Linked DNA regions of Homo sapiens: region 2 is linked to region 1. The links are chromatin loops, found by intact Hi-C in ENCODE. Cell type or tissue: gastrocnemius medialis. All regions are shown on one strand.

The links. A loop is a pair of places that touch in the nucleus more often than their neighbours do. Peaks named below come from ENCODE experiments on the same cell type or tissue, not always from the same donor. Only the 100,000 strongest peaks of a DNase experiment are listed, where the experiment ranks them.
Region 2: it touches region 1 in a loop (2.4-fold over the local background); 1 of 110 quality-filtered maps calls a loop at or near these places.

The regions. Positions count from the first base shown.
Region 1 is chr5:59,540,877-59,545,876 of GRCh38, reverse strand. The region is part of intron 1 of PDE4D (phosphodiesterase 4D); the gene reads left to right. Among named protein-coding and RNA genes, the nearest start is that of MIR582, 160 kb to the left of the region's middle. In gastrocnemius medialis, no CTCF peak of the experiment used is centred here; DNase peaks (open chromatin) are centred at 1,766 and 2,216; H3K4me3 peaks cover 760 bases; H3K27ac peaks cover 5,000 bases.
Region 2 is chr5:59,615,228-59,620,227 of GRCh38, reverse strand. The region is part of intron 1 of PDE4D (phosphodiesterase 4D); the gene reads left to right. Among named protein-coding and RNA genes, the nearest start is that of MIR582, 86 kb to the left of the region's middle. In gastrocnemius medialis, no CTCF peak of the experiment used is centred here; a DNase peak (open chromatin) is centred at 2,587; H3K27ac peaks cover 5,000 bases.

The DNA.
Region 1 (5,000 bases):
TCTTTTTACAGGATTTAATGCTATTTTACTTCGTCAACAATTTTTTTTTCTTCAAAGATTTGTATTTTTAAATGACTGATGCTATGAAAGAAAATACCCTCATGATTATATTTATATTGTGAATTTTTACAGTAGGGGCAAACTAGAATTTTTCATGCGGAGAGCACTTTGGGTTTTACTCAATATAGCTCTTCAAAGTTCTTCAAAGTTCAAAGTAAAAATTGATGCTAGAGTAATTTTCCTGTAATCTAGGTGAAAAGCCCACATATCATTTAACAAAGTAAATGCTCATTCATATTTAATACAAACTCTTTTTTCTTCTGTTGAAGCTGACTTTTATCCAATTTTTAGTTTCCAGTTATCTATGGTTTTGGGAAACAGAGCTAATTTGGATTCATGAATTCTGTAAACAAGTATTTCTTGAGAAGCTCCTGGTTGTGAACTACCTAGAATGAAACTGGGTAAACTAATATCAACATCCATTCTTTTGCCAAACATCACTGATAAACTGCAACATTTTTTTTTTTACGTGAGTGGTCTTGGAATCAGACATTTCTGCATTGAAAACCCAGCACTGTTGCTGACTGGCTGCATGGCCTGCATCTACTTCTCACATTTCTGACTGCCTACCAGGTTCCAGGCACTGTTCTAGGCACTGAAGATGAAAAGATGAATAATATGGAGTTCCCATCTTCAAAGAAGTTACAATTTTAAGGAAGACTGGCAAATAAAAGTTACCCCACAAAATAATAAAAATACAGGGGTAAAACTAGGGCATAGTTATATTTTGGCTGGTCTCTTTACCTCTGAGGTTCTTTTGCTTTTTATGTAATTGGATTTTAACCTCAGAAGACTGTAAGGTTAAAGATGATAATGTATAAAATCAGTACTCTGAGTAATGATCAAAATTTTCTGTTGCCATCCACACATTTGAGTGAGATGTAGTGAGTGCTAGAAAATAAAGCAGTTCGTATCAAAAAGGGTGTGTTGAAAGAAATAAACTAATCCTTGAGAAACACTGTCATGCAATCTCATATCTAGAAATTGTGCCTATGTTCTGTCTATAAATTGATGAATTGGCAGGGTGTTACATTTAGGACACACATTGACACTACATATGACATTTGTAAAAACACTTGCTAATTCAGCTAACAGCTCGCTTCTCCCCTTCTCCCCACTACTCACTGTGGAGAGAGCTTCCAGCTAATAGCTTAGAATCTCCCAGACTAACCAACCATTGATGGAACCAGGTGCTATGTGATTGTAGGAATTTATTTGTTGCTCTGAATGTTAACTAAAAGTAATGGGCTTCTTATTTTGTCCTTTTCCTTTTGTGTTATAGACGGCAAAGACTGTTTCTCATCAGTCTCATATAGCTAAATTAGATTTATCTCTCATGCTGACTGATTAAAAGGGTTAAATTCTGGGCACGTTGTCCCCTGAGTCCTCTGAAATCCATGTCAGAATAGAAGTGCTCATTACCAGACTCGATGAGGAGCTCCTTTTCCAGAACTTCTCTCTGCTACACTCTAAGGACCAAGCACCTCTGCCTAAATTCCAAGCAACCATGGCCTGTGGCAGTCTTGGAACTTTTGCCCTCTGGCATGGGTAGAACTAGCGTCAATTGGGTAATTCAATCCCTGAGTTCCTTCTTCAATGAATGAGAGAATCCAGGAATGTGTTGCCAGTTGCCTTTTCCTTGTACCTAGTTTTCCTTGCTGCAGAATGATGACAGTCTATTTCCACACCTCCCCTCCTGCCACTACAGGATTTATGGTCTGCATGCCCCAGTTGTGAAGCTGGCATGTAGCATTTTGTTGCCACAGGCCTGTGAGTGTTTAGAAGTTTGTGTTTGTATTTCCAGGGCTACAGTTTGAATATTGAAGGAACAAACAGCAAACAATTCAGAGGTCAAGCTGTGACTGCTTCCTCATTTGGAGAGCTTATTTTATGTCTGTATATTCTATACTCAGATTCCCACATAACTTGTTTTTTCCACCTTCATTGCTTTGGTTAGATGCTTTCAAGTGCATTTTTTCTCTAAGAAATCTCCATAGAAGAGTTGTTTACTTGAAGTGATGGGTGAGCAAAGTTTGCCTGACGTGGAACCTCAGTAACTTTCCCCTAAGGAAAAGTTCTGGCGTGTAGGGGTGGGCGCTCTTCCATCCAGACGGATGGGAACATAGCCAAGCAGCCAGGAGACACATTGACTTGTGACCACTGGGAAGGATGCCTAGCCAGAAAAGTCCCAGCAGCTGGGTCTGTTAATCTTTTCTGAATGAACCAGCAGGCAGTTGACCTCTCTAAACCTGTCCTGGATTCCTTTATATCTTTGTAGTCACCTTTTTACCCCCTCAAGAATTCCCCTATAAAGTTGTTCTTAATAAGACTCTTTTTGCCCACTTCCCCCTGACCTTCTGAGTTGAATATGAATTTCACTAATTGGTGAAAGAAACCACCATGACCTTGATAAAGCCATTTCTACTCTGGTTCCTCCCTTCTAAGAATTTGTTCATTCAAGCAAGTATTTGAGTCTAAATGGATCCACTTGGACATTTTAATAATTATCATGAACCTCAGTATCCTTAAAGTGTGGCTAAAACAGGCTCAAAAAATTCAGATAGTGTAATCTACTTTCTCTCTCCCTCCTCCAGATTTAAGTGGATTAATTCACTTCACTATGCCAGCACCTGAGTACAGAATAATTTATTTCTGTGTCGTTTCATGATGAAAGTCCAGCTGGCATTAGCTCAAATTATGCAGCTGGCTATTAATTGAAGAAAACTTCCCTGTCACTCCTCAGTCAAACATGATCTGATTCAGCAGATCCTTTTCACTCTCATCTCTTCTATTCTACCAGTAGAATAAATGTAAATAACTTTCACTTGGCTCTGCTTGTCATGGATTGTAAATTACCTGGCAGCATGCAGACTGACCACATTACTGTTTTGGAGGCGGCTTGTTTCAGTTGATTAGTATTTCTAGAAGAGTTTTGCACATTTCATCTCTGAGGCCTGAATGATGTCCACTAGCAGGAAATATTGTAGTCTGCCTTTTTTCTTACATACTGTATACTAAATTTCAATCTAATTTCAACAAGATGTCAAATTCTAGCACCTGTAGGGCAGGTGTTGGTCTTCTATGAATTGATTATATGTTTTTCTATCATACTGGATGGTGTACAAGCCCAGGTTGTATTTTAAATAGAATTTCAAGAGAGAGATTTGTTCTGGAATTTAGAAATATATATTATGTGCCAAAATTATTTGATGAGTGCATTTTGTAATTCTTAAAATACAAAACTACTTGGCATGAAGAGATGCTATAGTATGTTAACAATTGTGGAACTTTTTCATAAGATGAAATTCTGTGCAGAAATGAGGGAGCAGAATTCTTGTGGGAGTGCTAAAATGGTTCATCAATTTGATCCTCACAGCATATGAGAATTCACCAATTATATTACTCTCTGAAAATATGTTTCAGTATCAAGGGCCTCTTTTTGCCCTTCCTCCATCCCAATGTCTGTACTCTCTGTACAGTGTGATCACTGGGTGCTGCATGACCAGTCATTATTATACGCTCAGCCCTGAAAATGAACTTAAGATGGTAAAATCATACCTTGCCAGGATTTGGGTGGCTGTGAGGGATTCAGTAGGATTTTAGCAACAGGGACTGGAAAAGAAATCAGAACTTGGCAGAGAAAAAAATAGCACTAGGATACTAGAAGAGACCTGGGAGAACTAGCTTGACCTTAGAGGCTGGTCTTGTGAGTCATTTGAGAAATAGTATCAAAAGGGCATAAGAGGGCCCGGCATAGATTAGGCTATTTGGGGTTACAGGAGATCCAAAGCTAGAAGGGGCAACAAAACATTGTGGTATGAGGCCATCCTAATTTGAACATCAGGCACAGGATCTAGTGTCCATGAAGTAGATCTCAGGGAATGGGCAGCCTGAGAAGAAGAGTAGATCATGCAGAAGCCAGCAGTCACCCCTAGATCCAGATCTGAGTGTCATGACCTAGATGCAATTAAAATCCTTATAATGGGTCCCACCCTGGCAGGATTCTTTCAGGAACTCAGGCTGAGCCTGAAGTGAGTAGATTCAGCTGAAGGGAAGGTAAAGAACTATAAGTTGATAGACTTGCAAAATGGAGAGGCTGCTTTTAGGAAACCATTGATAATAGTATCAATCCCATTGATAATATATGTGATTGCCCTTTTATAAGGCCATGTGCTTTCTGCACAATTATGATAAAGTATTTAGCCAAACTTGTATTCCCTATATAAAGGGGGAGGAGATAGTATCCCATGGGGAATTCCTTCCCATATTATAAACTGGTAGACAACTTAAGCAAAAATGTTTTTACTCATATGAACACTGTTGAAGTATAAAGCCAGGTATTTAAGTCATGATAGGTGTTTATTTACTTTGAACATTTGCCAGAAGTTTGATGATGGGTATATTTGTAGACTGGGTGTTAGAGGTTGTTATATTCTAAAAAGATATCTTCTGATTAATTTTCTTCATTTATAAAAACAATCTATTTTGATAACATTTAATTTATGAACTTTGGTGTCATGTTACACTTTATACATTTTGGTTGTACATTCCCTGTAATGCTTACAGAGACAGCCAGTCAGGCAATAATTGCTACATACTGAGCGCCTTCTATTTTCTGAGTACTATTGTAAATTATAGAGATAAAGCAGTGAACCAGACAGAGTCTCCATCCTAAAAGAGCCTAGTAGAGGATGGGAACTGATGTAGTATCTTGTAATTGTCACAGCATGGTACACTTGCTTCTTCAGATGCCATTATTAAGGGCGTCGTTTCTTTAAATTCTGAGATCCCTAACTCAGCTTATGCCAGAACTGATGAGAATTAGACCTTCCTAAGGTCTTCTTTCTTCCTAAAATGAATATTGAAATAAATCTATAAGATAAAAATAATCCTACCACCAAGCCCCAATTAAGACTGGATTTTTAACTTGCTCTTCTCAG
Region 2 (5,000 bases), 74 kb before region 1:
CCAGACCCAATTGGATGGAGCCTCAATACTGCCAAAATCCCATTCATTTCTCTAGTCAGCCTTGTGTCCTTTTTTCCCAATAAAAACTCTGTCTCTTGGTCACATGGACATTTCCATCCTATTTCTGTTTGAGGTAGAAATCTGCTCCTGTACCTTGAGTCCCACCTGCTTCTGCCTTTTCAGTTGACTTGCTCCTTCACCTGCCACTTGTCTTGGATCACCAGCTTTAGCCATGGACTAAGTCTTTAACATGGGTATTTAAACATACTTAAAACACTTCCTTCAAAAAGCAAAGCATAACAGTGCTAAAGCAAATTTTCATGGGTCCTCCTCTGCCTACTGCCTTCCTCCCTCTAACAGCCAAATAATTTTGCATCTACTCTCAATTTTGCACTTTCCTACACCAAATATACTGACATTTTTAGTGCTAAATCCAGGAAATTTTTTCTTAGTCTTTGTTTTACTCAGATTCTCTTCAGTATTTGAAGAGTGTAGGCCACTCTCTGTGCATAAAACAGTCTATTCCTCCATGGGCTCCTAGCTAACAGCCTGCAGTTTGTCAGTTTTCTTTGGGGTTTCTTGATCCTCTGCCTACCACTGAAATGGCAGTGTTCTTTCGTCAGCACTTTCTGCTGTTACCCCATATTCCAGAGGTATTTAGCCATGGCTATGCATCAGAATCACCTGCAAAGCCTTTTAAAATGCAGCCATCCGCTTGCTATGCTCGATCATCTGAATCAGAATTACTAGGGATTGGGGCCCAGGCACCTAAGTTATTCAGAAATTCCACAGATGATTGTGATATGCTGGTGGTCTTCTTCACATCCATGCCTTCTCAGGCATTCCCTTTATCAGTCTTTCATCTGGATATCCTAGACCCTAGGCTTATATTTTAGATATGTCTGCACAAGATGTCCAAACTCACTGATGTGTCCAAGAGAGCCTCCTTGCCTCCATTCCCTTCCCATCTCATCCAATCTGCTCTACCACCTCCCCCTTTTCTCCTCCCCCATATTTCAGTCTGAATGAGTGACATCAGATTTTATTAAATTGTACAAGCCAGAAACTTGATAATCATTTTGAATTGTTTTATTTATCCCTCATGTCCAATCAATTGTCAAGTCATATCAGTTTCACCTCTAGTATTCTCCAAAGTTTTTTATATACATGGGTATTACTTTAGGTTAAGCTAAGTCAGTCTGTGTTGCTATAACAAAATACCTAAAACTGGGTAATTTATAATGAACAGAAACTCATTTCTTACAGTCTGGAAGCTGGAAAGTCCAATATCAACGTGCCAGCATCTTGCGAGGGCTTTCTTGTTGTGACATCATATGGCGGAAAGTGAGAGGGCAGGAGAGAGCAAGAAGGGACTGAACTTGCCCTTATAAGGGCACCAATGCCTCCCATGAGGGTGGAGCCCTCATGACCTAATTACCTCTTAAAGGTCCCACCTCTTAATACTGTTACAATGACTATTAAATTTCAATATGAGTTTTGGAAGGGGAGAAACATTCAAACCATAGCAGCCACCATCATCTGTCTTCTGAAATATTACCACCACCTCCTGACTGTATCCTCTGTGTTTGGCTTTGCTTACTCCCACTAATCTGTTTTTCACACAATGCTCAGAACATTTTTTTCTAGAGGATAAATATGATAATATATATTTCCTGCTTAAGACTTTTCAGTGACTATCTGTTGCTTTCAGAATAGAGGCCAAGCTGTAACATGGCATATATGGCCCATCAGAACCCGACGCCTGTTCTGTTCTTTTGTCAGGTCCTCTCTTTCATTCTGCACACAGTTTTCATCACAATTCTCTGGCGTTCATGATTCTCTCTTGTCTCTGAGCCTTTGTTTCTTTGCTGTTTTTGCCTAGAACACCCTCTTCCTCTTGGCTCAGGTCTTACATCTTCCATTCCTGTCAAGGTAACTCCTCCTCATGTTCCAGCTCATATCTGATATATCATCTTTTAAAAGGATGTCTGCCTAAACCTGTAGAATGGGCTTAAGAGGGCTTCCTGTTTATTCTCATACTGTGTACAATGAAAATCTACTCATTGATTTACTTCTCTCTCCCACCCAACTTTATGTTCCTTTAACATAGAAACTTTTAGGCATCGAAGAATTCTTTTTTTTACATGACACATAAACTCTCAATGATTGTTGAAGGAATGAAATGAGGAGTATTCAGAACTGTTAGTAAAAAAAAAAATCAGAAAATAATGATCAAGAGAGGCTTTATAAAGGGAAAGTCAGTAGTTGAAAAGCTAGAAGTAGAATGAGCTGACTGACTTGAAAAGAGGCCACTACTTAGTGAAAAGCACTTCATTGGTATGGTAGGAGTTGAAGTCAGAATGCAGAAAATTGAGGAATGAGTGGTGTATGAGTTTTCTGCTGAAACAAAGTACTAGAAACAGAGTGGTTTAAACAGAAATGTGTTGTCTCACAGTTATGGAGGTGAGAATTCTACGATCGAGGTGTTGGCAGGGCCATGCTCCCTGTAAAGGAGCTAGGGAAGGAACTGTTCCAGTTCTCTCTTGTAGCTTCTGGTAGTTCCTTTGCTTGTAGCAGCATCCATCCAGTCTTCACATAGTGTTCCTTCTGTGTACGTGTTTGTCTCTTCACATGGTGTTCTTTTTATAAAGGCGTGAGGCACACTGGATTAGGGACCTACTCTCTTGCAATATGTCCTCATCTTCACTTAATGAATCATACCTGCAACAATCCTATTTCCAGTAAGGTCACATTCTCACGTACGAGGAGTTAGGACTTCAACACATGATTTCTGGGGGAGACGCAATAAAGTGTTGGACTTGGGTTTATTCGTGGTGCTATTATTGTCATACATTCATAGATCAATATTAGCTTTTAATCTCTTATTTTAGAGTCCACATTGTAGCATAATATTTACTGTGGTTGCCATGGAAGAGAAGTTAGTAAATGACTTTCACTATACAGGGCTACCACACTGGTTTCCAAATTGAGCTCTTCAAGGTTGAAGATGGAGGACGATGGAGCTCCTCCACCACAGCACCCTCTCTTTGCCTAATTTACCCATAAGCAAAGCAAGGTTTGAAATCCACCTATCTAAAATAAGACTTTTAGACATGTTGGAGGATATATTTTTAGTCATAATGTTGATAGCAAATAAGAAGAGAAGATACACCCTCAGCAATTGGAGACAAGAAAATCTGATGCATAATTTAAAAGAAGAAAACGACAAAAAGTACGAAATCTTATGTGCACTTATTACCTAATACTTTAAAATCTTGGAGATATATATATATATATATATATATATATGTAATTATTAGGTCTAAGTAATACACAAAGTTAAACCCTTCACTATCTTAGTTGGAATACGTATAGAGGTATAGATATATATAGATATCCTTTCCCACACTTATTTTAGCTCTTGAAATGCATAGAATAGGAAAAAAATCAGAATTATAATCTCCATGGGAGCAACTTTATACCAAAAAACACAGAAGCAATTATATTTGAAACCTGCTAGAGTACAAAATTCTAGATTATCTTTAGCAGTTTACTTTTATTTTCATGGATAAAATTTGAAAAGACAAGGGCCAGTGACTCATTCTACCATTTGAGAGCATCGCTAGGGAGCATGACATTATCACAGAGACAGATATATGGTGACTTGGAAATTTTTTGTAGGTAATTCCTATTCTTAAACTTAATATGAGTTGCCAATTTGGAACACTGCTACATTATATTTATCACAGAGTTATAACTTTTAATGGTTTGAGGGATCATAGATCTGACCACATCAATATTTGGCTCATTTTCAAAATAGAAAGTGCTGAAACACCAAAATACTGAGCTGAATTCTTTAAAACTTTAAAGCTGAAAAACCACTCATGTACATAAAGTGAAATAAGAATCAACCTAGTGTAAATGGCTGCATTTTTGAAATTCCATTGTAAATCTTAATAAAAAATATTGTTTTAAAAAGCCAGCATGTTTGGAAATGGGTGTAATTTGCATTAAAATCAGATGAGATTATTTCTTGGTTTTACTACTAAGACACATGGACACAGGAAGGGGAACATCACACACCAGGGCCTGTTGTGGGGTGGGGGAAGGGGGGAGGGATAGCATTAGGAGATATACCTAGTGTTAAATGACGAGTTAATGGGTGCAGCACACCAACATGGCACATGTATACATATGTAACTAACCTGCACATTGTGCACATGTACCCTAAAACTTAAAGTATAATTGAAAAAAAAAAAGACAGATTGTGGATGCTTATGGAAAATACGTTTACTTTTTCTAGACTCCTAGAAGGCCATTTTGAGGACTTCTGTAATAATTCACTAAATAGATAGAAAACTGCCTAGACCTATACTTCGCTGTAAGATAGTCCTCTTTTGGTCTAACCCTCATTTCTATTTAGCTAACTAGCTAGTCAGGAGTGTAAGGTAGGCAGTATAAAGAATTTTAAACTTACTAGGGTCACATTCAAAGTAAGCCTAGAGTAAAATCAGGAGATCAGATTACCCCAGCTACTGAGACTGAAATGTGAACTGTATTGTTGAAGAGCTTTTCTTCCTCACAATTGAAGAAGACATAAAGACTGGTGATATAAGAGCAAATGCAGACACTTTTGGTCACTGTTAGCTTGTTTTGAATGTGCTGACTGTGTCTGTGTCCATCTTGAAAATATTGAGGAGTCAGCAAAACATATTTGACTCTTTACCCACTTTTTCTTAAATGTTTCATAGTCATGAGTATTTCGTGGGGGAATTTAATCTATGTGCCTATGATTCATTTACACTAGTCTCATCAAAATGGCATAGGGAGATATTGAATGGCTAAGAATCCTTAAAGTTTAAGAGGCCATTTAAGGCTTTTATCTCTGAACCAGAAAGTCATAGTGTACCAGGACTACTCCCAATTCAAACATACCAGGGTTCAATTTTGTTTTGTCTAATATATCCCAGGAAACCTTACTGTTTGATTCATGATTTCTA